2 separate regions of the Homo sapiens genome follow, and region 2 is linked to region 1. Evidence: chromatin contacts called from ENCODE Hi-C or POLR2A ChIA-PET data. All regions are on one chromosome and are shown on one strand. The core of a region is the stretch at or near the end of the contact, and the rest is flanking DNA. Distances in the headings are between cores, read along the strand shown.

Evidence for each region. Hi-C counts contacts between places; a loop is a spot of excess contacts on that map. ChIA-PET counts read pairs that join two places held with the same protein, here RNA polymerase II (POLR2A). Pooled maps may share reads with other maps.
Region 2: a loop to region 1 is called in a pooled map, with 2.7 times the contacts of the local background. The contact joins the promoter of NRG2 here to the promoter of DNAJC18 in region 1. A Hi-C loop is called at or near these places in 1 of 50 pooled maps. POLR2A ChIA-PET finds 5 or more read pairs at or near these places in 3 of 52 experiments (H1, OCI-LY7 and WTC11).

What each region holds. Positions count from the first base shown.
Region 1 is chr5:139,436,280-139,443,602 of GRCh38, forward strand. It overlaps DNAJC18 (DnaJ heat shock protein family (Hsp40) member C18), which reads right to left and starts at 3,246. Exons shown (of 8, transcript NM_152686.4): 1 at 3,127-3,246; 2 at 1,093-1,279. The coding sequence starts at 3,166. RefSeq lists enhancers at 1,316-1,816, 3,117-3,616 and a silencer at 2,804-2,913.
Region 2 is chr5:140,037,534-140,045,381 of GRCh38, forward strand. It overlaps NRG2 (neuregulin 2), which reads right to left and starts at 5,766. Exons shown (of 10, transcript NM_004883.3): 1 at 4,837-5,766. The coding sequence starts at 5,536. RefSeq lists enhancers at 3,669-3,858, 5,231-5,900 and silencers at 5,199-5,408, 5,569-5,908.

The sequences.
Region 1 (7,323 bases), core at 1,996-4,495:
TATTGCTGTGTTGCCCAGGCTGGTCTCAAACTCCTGGTCTCAAGCAATCCTCCTGCCTCAGCACCCCCAAAGCTCTGGGATTACAGGTGTGACCCACCATGCCTGGCCTCCATTTTTCTTGGGTCAGTTTCAGTAATTTGTGTCTTTCTAGGCATTTGCTGATTTTATCTAGGTTATCTAATTTGTTGGCACACAATTGTTCATAGTATTTGGATTGGTAGGGATATCCCTCTTTCTTTTTTTTTTTTTTTTTTTTTTTTGAGAGACAGGGTCTTGCTCTGCTGTGCGATTATGACTCACTGTAGCTTCAACCTACTGGGTTCAAGCAATCCTCCTGCCTCAGCCTCTCAAGTAGCTGGGACTACAGGTTGGTGCCATCATACCAAGCTAATTTTTGTATATATATATTTTTTGGAAGAGAGGGGGTTTCACTGTATTGTCCAGGCTGTCTAGTTCCTTAAGGTAGATTAGGTTACTGATTTGGAGTCTTTTTTAAAAAAATAAGCATTTAGAGCTATAAATTTCCTTCTAAGCACTGTTTTAGCTGCATCCTATACATTTTAGTACGTCGTGTTTTCATTTTCACTCATCTCAAAGCATTTTCTAGCTTTCCTAGTGATTTATTCTGTGACTTGCTTGCTTATTAGGAGCTTGTAGTTTAATTTCCACATATTTGTGAATTTCTCAAATTTCCCTTTGTTTTTGATTTCAGAGAACATACACTGTATGATTTCAATCTTTTTAAATTTATTGAGGCTTGTTTTATGACCTAAGATATGGTCTATCCTGGAGAATATTCTATGTATCCTTAAGAAGAAAATCGTTCTGTTGTTGTTGAAAGAATGTCCTGTAGATGTGTGTTGTGTCTAGTCGGTTTCTGCTGCCTCTCTTAAAGTAGAAGCAGGGTAGTCAGTTCATGTTATACCCTAATATTCCACTTCTATTCAGTCTTCCCTCTGAGGTCAAGAAGCTAGTATGCCTCAATTATCATCATCATCATCATTATCATCAGTCAATACTTACATAGCACATCCAGGCACTCTTCTAAGCACTTTCCATAAAATCACTCATTTAATCTCACCACATGCTCACCTTTGTACCCCAAGCAGCTGTTCCTCACTATACGTGGAGTTCCCCTCACCCTGCCGGGTCTGAGTCCACTCATTCTCAGACTTCTTTTCCTTTTGTGCCTTCATGCAGTTACAGCAGCCACAGGGGTCATGACTCTCAGGAGGTGTGTCTTCTGGGTATTTGTTTCTTCTAACTGCGTCAATGTAAGCTGCAAACAACAGCCCCTCCATTAGGTCTCCATCTGACCCTGAAAATCAACTTTGCAACCTGCCTTTCCTCTCTGGGAGGCTGCTCGTAAGCATGAGAAGGTAAGCATGATGGCCAGGGCTAGAGGCGTCATGCTGACTTTTAAGCACTCATACAAAGCTGAATAAACATGTTTCTCTGTGGTCCGTGGTCAGAAGAGACACTGCTCGTAAAATAGTATTTTTTGTTGCAGTGCCTCCCACCCCTAAAATTTAAAGTAGAGAGGAGTTCAATTCTTTTACACTAACAATTATAGAACTAATATATACCAAGGAACTTGGCTAGAAGATCAAGAGGGCGGATGGGTAAGATCTACTCCTGACCACAAAGAGGTTAGTTTAATGCAAGCTTGTCCAACCCGCGGCCCACAGGTGGCATGTGGCCCAGCACGGCTTTGAGCTCAATACAAATTCGTAAACTTTCTTAGAACATTATGAGGGCCGGGCGCGGTGGCTCACGCCTGTAATCCCAGCACTTTGGGAGGCCAAGGCGGGCGGATCACGAGGTCAGGAGATCGAGACCATCCTGGCTAACACCGTGAAACTCCGTCTCTACTAAAAATACAACAAATTAGCCGGGCGTGGTGGCAGGCGCCTGTAGTCCCAGCTACTCGGGAGGCTGAGGCAGGAGAATGGCGTGAACCCGGGAGGCGGAGGTTGCAGTGAGCCGAGATCGCGCTACTGCACTCCAGCCTGGGTGATAGAGCGAGACTCCGTCTCAAAAAAAAAAAAAAGAACATTATGAGATTTTTTTTTGCAATTTTTTTAAAGTTCATTAGCTGTCATCAGTTAGTTATTTAGTCGTCAGTTAGTGTATTTTATGTGTGGCCCAAGACAATTCTTCTTCCAATGTGGTCCAGGGAAGCCAAAAGATTGGATACCCCTGGTTTAAAGGGAGAAGATTCAATAACAACACCTGCAGAATGTAAAGAGGGTCATAAGCAATACAGTCAAAAGGGGCAGAGCACTCATGTCTTCTCTGGAGGACCTGAGAAAGGCTTTAACAACATCTTTCTTCCGCTTAACATCCCTCAGCTACCTCCACCCACTGCTCCTGGACAGTCTTCCTCTAAGTCGGCCTGGCTAACTCCGACGCATCCTTCTTGTCACCATTTGTAACACTTTCTGCAAGAAACCTCCCTTGACAGCCAGTCTGCGTTAGGTACCTTGTAAGTGTGCTCTCCAAATCCCTGACCTTGCTGTGTAGCCCAGGCGTTTTGTATTATTCGCCCGTTTTGTAATTGGCTGTTCAGTCGTCAAACTCTCTCAGTGGGCTGCGAGTTTTGTGAGCTAAGGGACCCATGTCAGTCAAATCCCCACTGCAGAATCAGCATTAGGCGGGGCACACAATAGGTATTGGATCAATATTTTTTGCCTGACTGTAGGGTGGAAAAGGCTGGTCCTGATGCCGGCTGGAGCGACATGATCAAACAGGGACTGAAGGTCAGGTGGCCCAGTTAGGCGAAAGATAAGGGCCAGGTTAGCAAGCTGCGGAGAGACCGCAGCACCCCACGGGCCCTCCAGTCACCTTGGCATGGGCGGGGCCTGACAGCTGCGGGCCCTGGGCGGGGCACGGGCGGGGGCGGGGCTGGGGGCCGGAGGCAACAAGTCGTCACCGGTGACTCTGGGCTCGCGGTCGGTCCCCAGCTTCCCTACCCCATCCGCAACCCTACTCAGGCTCAGCATCTTTTCACAGGCCTCTATCCATCACCTCAGACCCAGGATCTCAGCCCTTGTGCGTCTTCAGGATCCTCATCCCTGATCTCTCCCGAAGGCCGCCCTATCCCTCCTTCAGGCGGGGACCTAGTACCTTCCGTCCAGCGCTCCCCGCTGCCCAGAGTCGCCGCCATATCGGTTCCCAATCAGCAGGTCCGCCGAGCCTCCCCCGTGCCCGAGGCTGAAAGAGAAGGGGGCGCGGAGCGCGGGGCACGCTGGTCATTGTAGTCCAGTCCATATGAGCTCCCGGGGCACTGGACTACAACTCCCGGCAGGCTCTGCGCCAGAGGCCGTGGGAGACGCAGAGAAGTGCTCGACCTTCGTCAGGAGATCTGTGGAAGAGTGCTGCTGCCAGCTGCCAGCTGCCTGCAGCACGGCTCTTGGCTTTTCCTCATTTGTAGAGTTGGGATAGTGGCTTCGGCCCTGCCTAACCCTAGGGACATCCAAGGAGGGGCGACTGAAGTCCTGCCTGGAAAGGGCTTCGCAAACTATAGGCTAGAGGGTGACAGTATGACTATTATGCTCCTCAGGGATGTCTTTTTGAAGCATACGCTAATGCCTGTTCTGTGCAGTCAGTGGTAGGCCCTGGAGATTCAGAGATGGGTTTTGGGGATGCGGAACCCAGCCTTTGGAAGCTTGAGTCAGGAAAATAGAAAAGTGATGTAGATTTATGGGGTTGGAGGGCAATCTCAGTATGTCCCTACTGCCCCAGCTCCTCAGGCACTGGACATCAGAGGGTATCGGGGTGGAGAAAGAAGACATGGAAAGGTATTGGGGCCGGCATGAAGAGCCTCCATCTTTGCTGTTCCTGTCCTTCCTCCAACCCATCCTACTCCAACACCCCTCTGACACTTTTCTCCTCTCTTCCAGTCTAGTTATCTCTTTAGCCCATTCGTTTCTTTTCTGAAGGACCAGACATTGAGATTAGTAAAAAGGAAATGAGGAAATAAATATTCTTGCTGTTCCTCATCCAGGTATGGATGGAACCTAGCAAAGAATAAAAGCAACACTTTCTTCATAGGTGGATGGCTACAGTTCATCCCCAAACAAAAAATTACCCAGAATTAACTGAGGTCTTACCCAAGAAGACCAAATCAATCATGATATCAACTAGCACCTACTTAGGCAGTTGGGGAGAGATGTATATTCCTGGACATAAACTTGGAAGGGTAAAAGCACCAAAGGGCATGCAGTTCCAGCCCTTGCCTACAGTCATGGCCCTGGCATCACTGACATTATGCCCACTTAAGAACTCAGAGAACGGCCGGGCGCGGTGGCTTATGCCTGTAATCCCAACACTTTGGGAGGCCGCGGCAGGCGGATCGCGAGGTCAGGAGATCGAGACCATTCTGACCAACATGGTGAAACCCCGTCTCTACCAAAAATACAAAAATTAGCTGGGCATGGTGGCGTGTGCCTGTAGTCCCAGCTGCTCGGGAGGGAGGCTGAGGCAGGAGAATCGCTTGAACCCAGGGGGCGGAGGTTGTAGTGAGCCAAGATCGCGTCACTGCACTCCAGCCTGGGTGACAGAGTGAGACTCTGTCTCAGAAAAAAAACAAAAAACAAAACTCAGATAACAAGGCCTTTCAAGTGGAAAAAGCACTGGTCTAGAAGTTGTATAGGTGTTATATTAATAGCTGGGGTTTTGCCACAAATCATTGCGTGATCCTGAACATCTCCTTTTTCCTTCTTCTTTGGCCTCAGTCTCATCACCTATAAAACGAGAAGGTTGGATTCAATTAGTAGTTTTGTTTGTTTGCTTTTTGAGACAGAGTCTTACTCTGTCGCCAGGCTGGAGTGTAGTGGCATAATCTCGGCTCACTGCAACCTCTGACTCCCTGGTTCAAGCGATTCTCCTGCATCAGCCTCCCGAGTAGCCGGGACTACAGTCGCACGCCACCATGCCCAGCTAATTTTTGTATTTTTGGTAGAGACGGGATTTCACTATGTTGGCCAAGATGGCCTCAATCTCCTGACCTTGTGATCTGCCCGCCTCAGCCTCCCAAAGTGGTGTGATTACAGGCGTGAGCCACCGCACCCGGCCTCAATTAGCGGTTTTTAAATTGAGGAATCCTTAAGGCTTAATGTGCAGATGTCTCTGGAATCTTCTATTGAGGAGTGGGAGCGGGGAGGAAGGCATAGCAGGGAAGGCACTAGCACCTCACCCTTCTTCAATCAAAGAAGCTCTGTTTTTTTCTGTTTTGTATTTTGTGGTCTACTAAAGGAAAGAAAACCTACATGTTTGAAAACTACCAAACCAGTTGACCACTAAAGGCTTGTGTCATTTGTAATATCAGTTTCTCCTGGAGCACTTAAAGTCAGTGTTCTTCCCTCATCCCCACCCCCATAAGCACTGAGAAAGTAACAGTTGTCTAGAAATTTGGTCATTTTCACTTAATTTAGGAGGAGGAATTTAGCATAGTGGTTAAAAAATCTGCATAGGATTGCCGTAGGATATAGTAAGATAATGCTTGCAAAGCTTTTAGCACCTCATCTGGCATGTAGTATGTGTTTAATAAATGCTGACCACTGTTATAGACTGGCTCAGAGGAAGAGAAACCATTTTTTATAGTTTGACATTGTAAATTAGGAGCAAAGGGGTATATATGGGGTATATCATAAGGTCCTGGATATAACTAACTGGACCCCATTCCTGTCTATCTGGCAATCATTACCTGCAAATAAGACAAGAAGCAAAACACTACCAAAAAGGGCTGGGAAGTTGCTTGTCCATGTACCCTAACCCCTGAATCCAGCCACTAAAACTGGTGATTTTCTCCCTTTCAGAAACAGAAGAAGATGGCAAAAGTGAACTAGTATGAGAAGGTTTTGGGTCATCCTAAATCCAATGAATTATGGATGTCCTTAAACTTGAGAGGCAAAGGAGGCCCCAGAACCATGAGATGAGTCAAAAGCTCAGCTCTAGGACACTGGACCTATGACCAGCTAACTAATCCACGGAGCAGTGTACTCACAGAAAGCTGGATCCTGAAGGTCCTTCTTGTGCTCTGCAGCTGAGGGAACTGATCAGGGACATCCATCAGGTGGTTGAATATAAAAAGGAAGTTCTTCTGGTTTGGGGAGGCTAGACCGCCTGCTCTAGAAGATGGACAGCTGAGGGTGGGATAGACCTTGGAGTCCAGGGGCACAGGGAAAAGGTCTGGAGGTACTACCTGGAGATGTTAGAATACCATGAAGTCAGAGGTGTTTGGCTGAGAGTGGGCTGTTAGAGCACTGTAGGGGTTAACTGGATTGAGAGGAGCAACTATGAATTATGAGACTATCTAGGAGCAGAGCCTAGGTTCAAGAGTATTGGACAAGATTTGGGAAGCTGGGGCCTCTTCCCAAATCTTAGCTGCTGTCTGGTAGCTAAGCATCCTCTCTCCTCATGCTCTGAAACCTTACATCCCCTTCTTTTCCAGACTTCTTTTCATTTACTTCTAGAACAGTAACAAAAATGGTTTAGCATTATGACCTTCTCAAATATTGCCAAGTATCCACATGTATTCTTCAGTTTGTTTACACCTCAACTAACACTTCTGGATGAATTTTTTTTTTATGATCGCATCACTTGGACTAACGCGAAACTCTAAAGCTCAACATTAAGAATACTTCTGTGACAGTTTTTGCTTAAACTCATCAACTAGTCAGCAAAAATAATCCTCACTGTAAAGTTCAATTTCTGTGTTTTGTAAAAGAGGAAGCTGTGGGCCCAAAGAGTATAGGATGGAGATGCCAGTCGAAAAGGACCCACAGGAAAAGTGAGAGGGTAACTGGGAAGGAGATAAGGGAAGAGAAATTGGGGTCTCCAAGGCAGTTCTCAAAGAGAAGGAGGTAGATGTGGAAAGAAGTTTGACGAAGAGAGAAAGGAGGACATCCACAAACCCAGGAAAAGACTGGTGGACAGAATCACACAGTGTTTTCCAGCACATTCAAATTTAATAGAGTAGTACTAGCTGGGCTTGGGGAAATTGTGTGCCAGAACTAGGTCAAGGGGGCCTGCAATGATCCTTCATCTGCTAAACCATTTTACCTTAGGGCCAGCCTCAGATTTCTCTCAGTTTTCTCCACTTACTTTATTTTTTTGAGACAGGGTCTTATTCTGTTACACGGGCTGGAGTGCAGTGGCGCTATCACAACTCACTGTAGCCTTGATCTCTTGGGCTCAAGCGATCCTCCCACCTCAGCCTCCTGAGTAGCTGGGACCACAGGCACATGCCACTATGCCCACTATGCCTGGCTTTTTTTTTGTTTGTTTTTAAGATATGGGATCTCACTATATTACCCAGGC
Region 2 (7,848 bases), core at 4,516-7,015, 600 kb after region 1:
AATATGTATTACCTGGGAAGAATTTACCACAAAATTGGCTTAATGGCAAAATTAACATTCTCCCTCTGTTGAAAGAAAATTTAAGACTACTTTGGGCCGGGCGCGGTGGCTCACGCCTGTAATCCAAGCACTTTGGGGGGCCAAGGCGGGTGGATCACGAGGTCAGGAGTTCGAGGCCAGCCAGGCCAAGATGGTGAAAACCCGTCTCTACTAAAAATACAAAAATTAATCGGGCGCGGTGGCGGGTGCCTGTAATCCCAGCTACTCAGGAGGCTGAGGCAGGAGAATTGCTTGAACCAGGGAGACGGAGGTTGCAGTGAGCTGAGAATGTGCCACTGCACTCTAGCCTGGGCGACAGAGCAAGACTCCATCTCAAAAAAAAAAAAAAAAAAAAGACTGCTTTGAAAAACATTGTGTTTTTAGAGAAACACACACTTCAAGAATAAATTATTCCTGAATATTTTACCACAGAGCCTTAAAGCGGGGTAGCTGAGAACAGGGATTAAGAAGGAAACTTTTCATCATATATTTTTATGTATTTTCTGAATTTTGAGCCATATAAATGTGCTACAGCTCCAAAAATATAAATATAATTTTATAAAGAAAAAACTAATTGATATTAGGAAATAAAATTAAAATGCCCTAGATAAAACAGGATAGTAAAGGGGAAGCACACTTGCTTTGATTAGGGGCCGAGAGGAAGTTAGTCACCTAGATTGTTAATATACCACCATCCCTAGCTCTCAAACTGTTTGTTAATTCAAACCGACGGTTGTTTTATTTTTGTTTAAATTTGGGGGTGGGCAAGTAGTAATCTACCTTCCAAAAGAAAAAAAAATAAGAGGGTCTTTTCCAGCAAGATCTTTATTCTCCAGTGCTCAAATCCCATTAACACTAATCAGCACAATGATTAAGCACATTGTGGTTAAGTACTCTAGTTGATAATGATTCTTTCGGAAGAAAGGTTCCCATAGCGACAGGTAAAGGCTATCATCAAACTCAGCTTTTCAGCACAGGACTTGATGTCACAGGTCAGAGAGTTAAGATTGTTTTAGTTTTAATCTGGAGGCTTTCTTTAACTTCACTTGACTTTATCCATTCAAATGACACTGATGGAGAGTCCTTCTATAAACCAGGCAAAGTACGAAACGCGGCAGGGCAGGAGAACTAGGAGAAAGAAGACCTCAAAGATAAGCTATTGTTCCTACCCCAAGAATGCAGTCTGCCGAGGAAAGCAGCCACTACAAGAAATAATGACATTAGGGTGGTAATTCAATCGTTAAATCTACAACCATGCCTTGTCCTCATCACTAGGACTGGTCAGTTTCTAATCTAGTTTCACTTTCCCATCTTCAAGCTGCAGCACAGCTGGGTTTCCAGCTGGCTGGGGAAGAAAAGATTCTTTAAATAAACAGCATTTAAAAAATATGTAGTCGCTTTTGCTATACTGAATTTTGTGAACCACCTTTCTCTAATATGTGAATCTGGGTGCCACATTAATTTAAAACTATCCTAAAGAATGTAAAAATCCTTAGGAATACACCTTTCCTTGTAGCAACAAAGTACACTATACACTGGAAAACTGCTAATCAGGAAATCCCAAAGAAAGAAATGATCTTCATTTTTTATGCTATTTACTGCATCTATTCAATAAGGAAACTGCTTAAAAACATGAATATAAGAAAACAACAAGATAGGGTGTAATTATACCAAAATATATGCAACCATCTTTTAAAATGCAGGACTATTTGCAGAACATGATGTTTTTATAACATTGTACAGAATTGCTAATCCCTGCAAGGCCTTTCTAACTCTTTTTCCTCGCCTTTCCACAGAAGGCACAGAAAACACCTCCCTCCATACAATGCAATCTTCTAAGAAATGCAAAGATTTTACTCAACTCTATCACCAGATGTACTCTTTCTGGATAAATGATACACATTAGATATGTAAAAATATCACTCTGGCAGGTCTTGCTCTTCCAGAAAGACCCCTGTCTACCTTTCCCCACCTTAGATCACAGACTTCAAGTCAACATTTCATGGTGGAAACGAGCCATTTATGAGGACTGATAAGAAGAGGTCCAGTGTGACCTCCTGCATTGATGCTCCTGAGGCCAATTTTTAAACACAATATTATCCCTCCATATTTTGCCCCCCTCCAAAAAAAAACCCACGGGCTTTCTAGGTGACTTCCCAGAGAACCACACCTCTCAGAACCTACACACACTCAGACCTGAAACTAGCTAAACAAAGCAACAATGCAACCTCAGTTGCTCAATGTAACGGCCATGACGACAGTTTCCAAGTGCCAGTTTCCCTATTTTGCAATGGGCAAATCTGCTCCAAGGAGAAAATGTTCCCAATGACCCTGTGGCCCAGAGGGCTTTCTTTAGAATAGAAAACAGAAAATGAATTTGTTAGTTATTTCCTGCTAAGCACAAGGACAGTGTTGTGGTTAGTTAGGATGATTTTGTTTCCTTATTTAATATAGCATTACCAGTACATGTTTTCTTTAACCACATAGTAGAAAACAAGAAAATGCAGTTTATGCTCTTCTGTTATATTATCACCAATTCCACAAGTCTCACAAATATGTCCTTTAATTTCTAATCCCCTTATATAAGGCTCCCCAAAATGGTACCTATTTATATACTTCCCTTTGAATATCAATTCAAAGCAATTTTTTTTTGCATTCTAAAATGTTTACTGCCATACACATTCCTGATCCTTGATAATTTGTGATATGTGAGGGCCCTTCCTTTACCAGTGATTGCAGTTCTAAATGTATCTTTTTAAGAACTATACTACACATGCTATTTTGATAATATGAGATGATCATAACCTAGAAACAGACCATATTTCTGCCCCTCAAATCTTTCATGATTTCTGCATTCAACTGTTAAGCTACTGAATACCCACTAGAACAAACAATGTGTAATTGATAAGGTGTATTGTGTTGGGGGAAGGAGAAAGTAGGAGGAGGGAGACAAGGGAGCAGAGAAGCCAGTTACTCTATGGGGTTATCTGACAAAGACCATCAAGTCCTCAGCGGCCCAGACTAGGGATTATGTGGAGATGTACACTGTGCAAATGCAGGAGCAACTCACCAACAACCAAACAGAAGCTGTCCTTGGACAAGATTCAATAAATATTTTTACTATCTATTTTCCACTGTACAATACTGTTTCACAGCTCCCCAAGGCATCTCAGAGTATTTTAATACTCCCCAAGTATCAAAATACTTAATAGAATAAAAAATTAGAAATTCTTAGCTGGTCTCTACTTGTCTTTATAAAACATTTCAGAACATAAAACCAATAATAAAAAGCAGTCAACAATATTCCTAAGGATAATGTCAGAGCGATAAACTGCTGTTATCCCCCAAAGTTTTCCCCTCCTTATTAAGACATTGCCAAGATTCTTCTCATTAAAGTGATCACAGTTTAACATAGTTAGTGTCTAGATATACTCCCATCACTAAACTCCTAAAATTTGCCTCCTGAAGGGGGTGGGGGAGGAAAGCTTCCAAAAATCATAGGTATCGATCTAGAAAGATGAAGGCAGCAAAACTTACTATAAGCTGTTACACATATTTTGCTACTCAAACAAAGCCTGTCTACACTACCCAGAATCAGTTGGTAAAACTGGTAAACATACCAACTTCTATGAGAGTACAGGACATCTATCATAATTCAGCGATTACACAGTCCAGCAAGTCATACCGCATGCCAACAAATTCAGCTTTAGTTGGGACAAAACGAAACCTCAATTTGAATAAGCACGAGACAGGCTTACACCAAATACTCCAGTGTGGGACAATTTGATTTGAAATATCTTACTAAGAAGTAAGTACTGGATTCAGGGACAAGAAGAAAAAGCTCTTAGACTGACATTTCTTTGACTTTTGACATGGGAGACTTCCATTCCCAGCTGCAGAGATCTACAGATTTCAGTGTTTTGTTTCTAATCACCTGCATTCCTGTGCAGCATCCAACATCATGAAGATGAGAGATGCAGTCAAATACATCCGGCGAGTAAGACGTTAGAGCTGAACTTAAAGCATTCAGCAGAAGTTACTCTCTTTCATCATCATCACAATCAACAGACCTTGTAATTCCCCCAGAAACAGCTAAAAAAAAAAAAAAAAAAAGGTGTCTGCTTGCTAGTCTTAAGAGAAGGATGTGCTACCTGCTTAGCAAAGACAGGCAATCACGATGAAGAAAAAAACTGGAGCCACATGGAGGACGGAAAACAGTAGCAGAAAAAGTCCAACTCTGCCTGCGCCAGCGGTGTGGATGAGCAGAGCAACGAGCCCAGGAGAGGAAGGAGGGGGCGGGGGCGACCATTCCCTAGGAGAACTTGTAAGCGGAGGCCTTCACAGCCTGGGAGTCTGCCCAGCTGCTCCCGCAGACCCTGCCAGCCTGGGCACGGCAGGCCCGCGGCAGCAGGGCAGGCAAGGCCTCCGAGGGTCACTCCTGACTCACTGAGCCTCAGGCCAGCACCGCCAGGACCTCTCCGTTTTTCCTTCCGCTACTGGGCTATGATGGCAGCTTTCCAGCCCCACATGCCATACATCAGCCGCAGATCCCCGCTGGCACAGGCCAGCGCCTCCCTCCGCCCCCCACCCCTGGCACACTTTGAGCCTGATCCTTCTTCTCTCCAACCCCAACCCCCTCACCCACCCGTGCCAGGCGCCCTGCCCAGGGGCGGCCCCACCCCCCCAGCGCCCGGACGCTGCCAGGCCCGGGCACCTGCAGCACCTCCCCGCCCCACCCCCATTCTCCACCACCTCGCCCCTCCCCCCTTTCTCCAGCAAAGGGAGGGGGCGACTCACCGCAGTCAGTGCACAGGATCTTGCCCACCTCTTTCTTGAGATTTTTGCCGTTGGTATCGAGGGGGGCAAAGGCCGTCTTAAAGACTAAGGGCTGTTCCGTGGGCTCCAGGAAAAAGATGTAGCGCTGGTTCCTTTCGAGCGGCACACAGGAGCCCACGCTGATCACCTGCTCGCGCTGCAGCCCCCCGCTCCGGAGCGGCCACTTGTCCAGCACCTTTACCAACGCCACCCGACCCGAGGCGGGCGGCTCTCGGGTGCTGTTGGAGCTGGAGCCGCCGGCTGGGACCAGCCCCTGTACCTTGCCCTCCACCACCACGGGTGCCTTGTACGCCTGGTCCTGCACTGACTTGAGGCTGGGCGAGTAGCAGGCGAGCGACACACCGAAGAGCAGCATGGAGAAGCCGGGGGCCGGGTCGCGCCTCATGCCGCCGGCGGCTGCGGCTCGCGAACGGGCGGCGGCTCTCCGGGCTGCGGGGCTGCGGGGCTGCGGCTGTTGCTGCGGCCGCGGCTCTGGGGGCGCAGCGGGACGAGAGATGCTGCTGTTGTTGCTGCTGCTCCTGCTGCTGCTGCCGCTCTCGCTGCTGCTGCTGCTGCTGCTGCTGCTCCTCTCGCTGCTGCTGCTGCTGCTGTCGCTGTAGCTGCTGCACCGACCCTTCTCCAGTGGCGGCGGCGGCAGCGCTGAGCAGCAAACCTGCCGCATCTGGCCAGGCCATTTGGGGGGCTCCGCCGCTCAGCCGCCGCCGCCTTGGGAGGGGAAACAGAGCCCGCTGGAAAACCGGAAACAGCGTAACGTTAGCGCCTCTTAGCCCTCCACCGGCAGCCCGGGGAGGTGGCCCAGCTAGGGCAGGGGGCAGGCGGCAAGCGGGCCGCGATGCGCAGCGCGGCGCAGCGCAGCGCTCCCACCCTGTGCGCCAGGACCTGGAGGAGGATGCGGAGGATGGGACGCCCGCCCACTTGCTCTCTCGCGCCCCCTCTGCCCCCGGACCGAGTAGGGAGCGCGGCTTCTGCAGGGGAAGCTTGGGACTGCACTGCTTTAGTGCCCGCCTTCAGCCCGCAGGGGCGCGGGAGGAATCGTGCCACCCTTTGCTCCCGGGATTTATCGGCATGACAGTGGGGGTGGTGCGTGAGGAGAAGGCGAAGAAGAGATAACGGGCTCCTGGCACCATCCTATGAACGTGGTAATGGGACGCAGGGCGTGCCCCCTGCCTTTGGCCAGCAGCTGTAGGAGCCAGAGAGGTTGCCATGGCCAGGGTGGCCGGCCAGCCTCTCGCCTCTTGGGCTGTCCTCTTTCCTAGGAGGACCCTGGAGCCCAGCCCCTAAATGATACCACGTGCTCGGTCCTGCCACCGCCTGGTGAACGCTGGATATTCGACTTGAGGTGGGGGAGAATCCCAGCCCCGTCATTTTGGAAAGAGTTGGGCCACAAGGTGTCTTGTCTTAGCATTGAGGACACCCAAGCAGAGGTGGTAGCTGAGAAAGGGCCCAGTCCCCAACACTCTGGGCTTTCTTCAGCGGCCACGTGGGGATCTGGCTGAGCACTGTACAACCTCATCTTTTAAAAATCTGATCTCTAAGAAAGGTGGGGGGCTTCTTGGGAGCCAACAGAGAGCCAGAGCCTGTCAGGGCCAGAGGCTGCTCCATAAAAAAGGTTTTTTTTGTTTTGTTTTGTTTTGTTTCCAAGGCTGATGCTTGCAAGAGGCAGAAGAGTTTGCTGCACTGGAGCCAGCATCTGATTTAAAACACACACACACACACACACACACACACACAGGTCCATAATCCATTAGCCTATCAATGAGGGTCCAGGGAGTTTTCAACACCCAGCTTTTAACCTTGAAGGATGTGGAGCTCAGGAATGCCAGTGAGCTCTTGGGGAATTTTATACCGCACTGGGCTCCACAGGAAACTGGTCCAAGGATGAGTGACTTAGGCTAGGACTGCTATTCTGGAAAGGAAGTAGAGAGAGCTACACCTTTCCTCCTAGCTAAGAGACATCTTAAACTCAATACATCCAAAGCCAACATCATTATTTCTTCCACTTCACTCCAAATCCCCTATAATTATTAATGCCACTGTTTTATTCTTTTAGACTACATCAATCCATTACAATAAGTCCCTTCATCTCATCTTTTATTCTTCCTCATCCAATTAATCACCAAGGCCTTTGGGTCTCTCTTTTAAAATAATCTCCAATTTATCTACTTCCACTCCAACTCTGCTGCAAATACCTTAAGTCCAAGCCCTCATCATCTCTCACCTGGACAACTTCTAAGCCTTCTAACTGGTCTCCACTCCTTTCACCTCATCACCTATCTCCAGTCCTACCAATGCCAGAGTGATCCTTCTAAAAATAAAATGTAAGTACAATTTGGCCATGCTACTGCTCTCAGAAGTTAAGTTCAAACTCCTCAGCAAGGCTCTTCATGGGCTCCCTTTGCCTAGCCAGCTTCATATCCTGAGAGCCAACCCCCCACTCTAGCAATCCTCAGCACTTCATGCTCTTTCTTGGTGTGCTTCTGCACATGATGTCTCTTGTGTCCAGAAAGCCTCACCTCCACCTTGACCACATGGAAAACTTATTTTCCCAAGGCCCAGCTCAGCATTATACCGCATCCCCCTTCCTACATATCCACCTCTACTCCCACCAACACATACATGATGGAATTAATCCCTTCCTCCTCTGTATTGCCATGAGCTTCACACATAGTATTACTGTTGGGATACTGGCCCATACCGTATTTCAAGCAGCCATTTAATGGGTCTGCATCTCCCATCAGGCCAGGCACGTTAATGTCAGGGACTATATATATCCTATTCATCTTTGGATTCCTATTACCTCCAACACAATGCCTGGCATAAAATAAGGATTAGCAAATCTCCAGTGAAAGAAGGAGAGAAGGAAGAAAATAACTGAAAATCGGCACGCTTAAAGGCATCAAGCCAATCTTCTTGGCTCCTTCAGTGTCCCCCATTTCATTTTCATAGATCACAGACCTCATAAATCACAAAACA